Linked DNA regions of Homo sapiens: region 1 is linked to region 2. Evidence: chromatin contacts called from ENCODE Hi-C data. All regions are on one chromosome and are shown on one strand. The core of a region is the stretch at or near the end of the contact, and the rest is flanking DNA. Distances in the headings are between cores, read along the strand shown.

Evidence for each region. Hi-C counts contacts between places; a loop is a spot of excess contacts on that map. Pooled maps may share reads with other maps.
Region 1: a loop to region 2 is called in a map with no recorded cell type, with 23 times the contacts of the local background. The contact joins two enhancer-like sites. A Hi-C loop is called at or near these places in 19 of 37 single-sample maps with no recorded cell type and 5 of 50 pooled maps.

The regions. Positions count from the first base shown.
Region 1 is chr3:127,073,754-127,076,453 of GRCh38, forward strand. No RefSeq gene overlaps it. Among named protein-coding and RNA genes, the nearest start is that of PLXNA1, 92 kb to the left of the region's middle. RefSeq lists a silencer at 1,969-2,038. Within about 2 kb of position 1,343, at least 5 of the 41 ENCODE cell types and tissues checked have a DNase peak (open chromatin) inside an H3K27ac peak, as active enhancers do.
Region 2 is chr3:126,910,219-126,912,918 of GRCh38, forward strand. All of the region lies in intron 5 of CHCHD6 (coiled-coil-helix-coiled-coil-helix domain containing 6), which reads left to right. Among named protein-coding and RNA genes, the nearest start is that of PLXNA1, 72 kb to the right of the region's middle. RefSeq lists enhancers at 905-2,104, 1,037-1,516, 1,657-1,736. Within about 2 kb of position 1,358, at least 17 of the 41 ENCODE cell types and tissues checked have a DNase peak (open chromatin) inside an H3K27ac peak, as active enhancers do.

The DNA of each region.
Region 1 (2,700 bases), core at 93-2,592, 160 kb after region 2:
GCATCAGAGTGGGGTTCGGAGTGTTCCCAACGTCCCAGTGACCATGACTGCTTGCTTGACCAGCATGCATTCACTCATTGACTCTGCAGCTTTTCATTATTGTTATTTTTGTAAAACAGATGCTGCATTTGCAAGGTTTTAAAATGAGATGGGCATTTCGGGCTATTCCTGTTCTTTTGCTGCCAGAAACAATGTGGTGTGGGTAATCTTGCTCAGAGTCTCTTGAAATGTGGGTAGGTACACCTGCAGGGCAAAATTCCGCAGGTGGGATTGCTGGGTCAGTGGATAATGTTGATGGGAATTGCCACACTGCCTTTCATAGAGGCCATGCCACGAACCCTTCCAGCAGCAAGGCAAGCAGTGCTCACTTTCCTGAGGTCTGGCCCACAGAGCAGACTGAAAACACTTGGAGTCTGGCCAATCTGATAGAGAAAACATATTTTGAAATATATAAAAAAGCTGGATTTTCTTTTGTCCTCTCTGAGTGGCTTTCTTAGCAAACAGCTACAGGGTAAATTGTCCTGCGGCCAGAGTATAATGAGCTTATTTTAACTGTGTGTGGTGCCTGTAGGAGCATATCCGTGTGCATGTGTGTGTGGTCATGTGCAAGTGTTCGTGTGTGTGCATGCATGTGCTAGTGTGTTTGTTTTACTTGGAGCATCCAATCCAGCCCTGGTCACTGGGCAGGAGGAAACTCAATCTGAACACAGCCAGGTACCCTCTGGGAAGACAAGGCTCATTCCCATGGCTCTGCTCCCAAAGAGCTGAAGTTAGTGAGACCTGGCTGGTGAGTTAATGACAGGGCCAGCTCCAGAGCAGGGCAGTGAGGGGCAATGACTGCAAGTTAGGGGAGCTTGGGGGTGAGGCAGGCTCAAGCAAAGGCTTGGCTGTGGCAGACAGCGTACTTCCAACGGGTGCTCCTAAACACTTGGAGACCTTGGAGGGTAAAGGCAGAACCTACCACAACTCTGCAGAGAGCTGGGCTAGTGGGGGAGGTGTCCCAGGAAGCTGAGCTGTGTACCAGCCACCTCTAAACACAGGGGCCTGAAACAATATCATATACTATTTTCAGACTTTAAGTATTGGCAAGCTGAGCTGGGAAGTCTAGGCTGAGCTTAGCTGGTCTGGGCTGAGCTCTGTGGTCTGGGCTGTGCTTGACTGGACTGGGCTGCGCTACATGGTCTGGGCTGTGCTTGGCTGGTCTGCGCTGTGCTCTGTTGTGCTGGGCTGAGGTCTGTGGTCTGGGCTGAGCTCTGTGAGCTGGGCTATGCTTGGTTGGTCTGGGCTGAGCTCCACGGTCTGGGCTATCCTTGGCTGGGCTGAGCTCTATGGTCTGAACTGAGCTCTGTGGTCTGGGCTGTGCTTGGCTGGTCTGGGTTGAGCTCTGTGGTCTGGGCTGTGCTCTGTTGGGTTGGGCTGAGCTCTGTAGTCTAGGCTATGCTTGGCTGGGCTGGGCTGAGCTCTGTGGTTTGGGCTGAGCTCCATAGTCTGGGCTATGCTTGGCTGGGCTGGGCTGAGCTCTATGGTCTTAACTGAGCTCTAATGCCTGGGCTGAACTCCGTGGTCTGGGCTTGTTCAAGAACCAGTGTCCTGTTGCTGACTTTTCCGGCTGGCTGCTGTAGACTTGTGTCCGGAATTGGTGGGTTCTTGGTCTCACTGACTTTAAGAATGAAGGCACAGACTCTCGCAGTGAATGTTACAGTTCTTAAGAGCGGCCTGCCCAGAATTTGTTTCTTCTGATGTTTGGATGTGCTCAGAGTTTCTTCCTTCCAAGGGGTTCGTGGTCTTGCTGACTCAGGAGTGAAACTGCAGATCTTCGTGGTGAGTGTTACAGCTCATAAAGACAGTGTAGATACAAAGAGTGAGCAGTAACAAGATTCATTACAAACAGCAAAAGAACAAAGCTTCCACAGTCTGGAAGGGCATGCAGTGGCTTGCCATTACTGGCTGGGGCAGCCTGCTTTTATTCTTATCTGGCCCCACCCACATCCTGCTGATTGGTCCATTTTACAGAGAGCCGATTGGTCTGTTTTACAGAGAGCTGATTGGTCCGTTTTGACAGGGTGCTGATTGGTGCGTTTACAATCCCTGAGCTAGACACAAAAGTTCTCCATGGTCCCCACTAGATTAGCTAGATAAGGAGTGTCAATTGGTGTATTTACAAACCCTGAGCTAGACCCAGAGTGCTGATTGGTGCATTTACAAACCTTGAGCTAGATACAGAGTGTCGATTGGTGCATTCACAATCCCTTAGCTAGACATAAAGGTTCTCCAAGTCCCCACCAGATTAACTAGATACAGAGTGCCAATGGGTGCATTCACAAACACTGAGCTAGATACAGAGTGCTGATTGGTGTGTTTACAAACCTTGAGCTAGATACAGAGTGCTGATTGGTGTATTTACAATCCCTTAGCTAGACATAAAGATTCTCCAAGTCCCCACCAGATCAGGAGCCCAGCTGGCTTCACCCAGTGGATCCCACACCGGGGCCGCAGGTGGAGCTGTCTGCCAGTACCATGCCATTTGCCGGCACTCCTCAGCCCTTGGGTGGTCGATGGGACTGGGCACCGTGGAGCAGGGAGCAGCACTCCGCCGGGAGGCTCAGGCCACGCAGGAGCCCACGGCGGGGCAGGGAGGCTCAGGCATGGGTGGCTGCAGGTCCTGAGCCCTTCCCCGCGGGGAGGCAGCTAAGGCCCGGC
Region 2 (2,700 bases), core at 108-2,607:
AGCGGGCTATGATCACACCACTGCATTCCAGCCAGGAGCAAGGCCCTGCCTCAGGAAAAAAAAAAAAACAAAAAAAACAAATCTTCCCTGCCCCTCCTTCACTGAAAAAGGAAAGCCTTCTTCACCCTTATTGCCCATGAGGTGCAGTCCAAGCTTTTGAGCCTGCAGCTGGCATCCTCCACGTCCCCTCCTGGCCGTTGCCCTGTGCCTCTGCAGCAACAGTGGCATCTCCTGCCCCATGCACAGCCCTGTGGCAGCCCCAGGCTCCTCGCACTGCTGCCTGTGTTCAGGAGACCTCCCTCTCATTTGGCTCATTTCTGCTCATCCTTTAAAATTCATTAAAATGGATACACCCTTTGACCCAAGAATTTGACTTATACAGTGTTCCCTACAGATACACACAAAGTTCTAGATGCCAAGATGTTCCTCTTAGCTTTGTTTATAATAGTAGAAGACTAGAAACAACCTCTGTACAAGGATGGGGAGCTGCTTGAGTGATACTCAAGGGATGACACTACAGGGTATTCATTCCTACTACTAAGTGCTGGTCAGCTGGAGTGGGTGAGGTCTCTGAGGATCAATGGAAAGATGAGGTGTGGCAGATCGTGTCTGCTGCAGTCAAGTGAGTGTCAGGAACAAGTGGGGCACATGTGTGTGCTCACTCACACATGTGCCCATGCATGCACAGCACCTCGCCCTGACAAGGACGGGGTGCACAGAGGAGTAGGGATAGGGCTGAGTCCAGGCTGGCCAAGAGGCTCAGTATTCACCACACACCCTCCATGCTTTCCATTTTTGTTTTTTAAAACCATATGTAAGTATTTTTCAAAAACATTGTTTAGTGTAAATAAAAAAAACTCAGCCTCAGTTCAGGTATTGGCTCCCAGGAAGTCAGTCTGACCCATGGTTTCTGCCAGGCTGTCCTTTCAGGTGCCCCACAGCACCTGGGAGGACTGGCTGAGTACCCCATTGTAATTATGATGCCACCATCTCAGAGCTCCACGAGGCCAGGGAGCAAGCCACACTTGTCTCAGAACCTTCTGGCACTTGGCGGGTTCTCAGTGTGCACGTTGGTAGTGTCTAGTCCTTCTAGAAGCCCTGACCTGGTGATTGGTTGAGGAGTCCACAGAGTGCCCTGCCCTTCCCAGGAGATGGAGTCTGGGTCCACTCCAGCAGCCTTGGAAAGGCCTGGTGGATGAGCAGCTTTGTGAACACAGGAAGCCAGCTTGGTATTCCCAAGTTGTGGGCCGGAGACCTTCGAGTGCCAAGGGAGCTGCGGTTGTGAGGACATCCGTCCCTGTAGGTCTGCTTAGGCAGATTAGATGAGTGGGGTAGGCGGGTCAGGACAGGACAGGACGGGGAATTTCTCTGAGTCATTCTGAGAAACAATAGAGGAAGCTGCAGCAGGGTAATCACCGCCACTTCTTGGCCTGTGGGTACTTCCTGTGACAAATCGAGTTGACCACATGTTCAAACTGAGCTTGCAATCAAACCCAAGCACTATCCAAATTCACCGGGGCCAGGCTGTTTCTGGCAGTATGGCATCTTGAGCACAGGCTCTGAGTGTCTACTGAAGCCCACAGCAGGCCGGGCCCATCTGGGCCAAGGATTCGCTCTCTGAGAAGGTTGGCAACAGGTGCCTGGGCCTGCAGGATGGTGACCTGACACTCAGGAGCCCTGTGGGCACAACCACAGGAAGAGGGGTTTGGCTCAAAGAGAAGGTCTGAGCCATGAGGTTGTTTTGTGGGAAAGGAAGTAGGCCAGGATGAATTGTGGGGGGCGGGGCTTAGGATGAGGTGCATTTTAGCTCTGGAAAATTCAGTGGCTGTGGTGGGCTGAGGTGGGTGCTGTGTGCCAAGATGTCTCTCCACCAACTGCAGGCTGGGTGATACCCTGTGTTGCTGTTGAGAGAAGTGACTTACCCAAAGAACACCGCCAGCATATGCCAAAGCGCAAATCAAAATGTGGGTCTGTGGTCCATGCCATCTCCTGATGAGGTCTCATGAAGGGGAACTTCAGACAGCTAAGCAGTTCCCACCCAGGCTGTGGCGGAAGGGCGTCTGCATGGAGTGGGAGGGAGGCCCAAAGTTGTTATGTCTCTGTCCCTACCGCCTCGCCCAGGACAGGCAGTGCTGGTGGATACTGGACTGGTCGAGGCAAAGACGTAATCTCTCGTTTGAATGTGAGGGCTCTAGAGAGAACACTGGAGCCCCCTTGCTGGGCATTTTGGCAGCAGCTGGCTGTGGTGGGAGGAGAACCTGTATTTATTTCGTGCCTGTCGTATGCCGGGAGGGTTGGCATTTCCCAGCTGTCATTCCCAGTAGCTGTAGAGGGAGGCATCCATTATCTCCTTGGCTCAGAAGTGAGGAGCAGCGAGGTGACTTGCCTAAGCTCACCAGGCAGTGGAGGGTGAAAGGCCCAGAGGTGGCCCCCAGGCCTCCCTGACTCCCCCGGCCCAGCCCAGGGCAGAATGCCAGCACCTGGTGGTTCTTCCTCATCACATGAGCCAGGTGCTCTTCCCCAGGGGCTCACCTTCCACATTTACCTCCCAGTCAGCACTTCTCTGAGGCCACGATGCAGCAGGGGAGTCCTTGGGGTAAGACTAGAGGGGGGCCTGGTTTCCATCTGGACCTGCCTTCCATGCCCTATGGCCTTAGAGGTGGGGGGTCCATCCCTGCCTCAGTTACCTTCCCTGCAGAA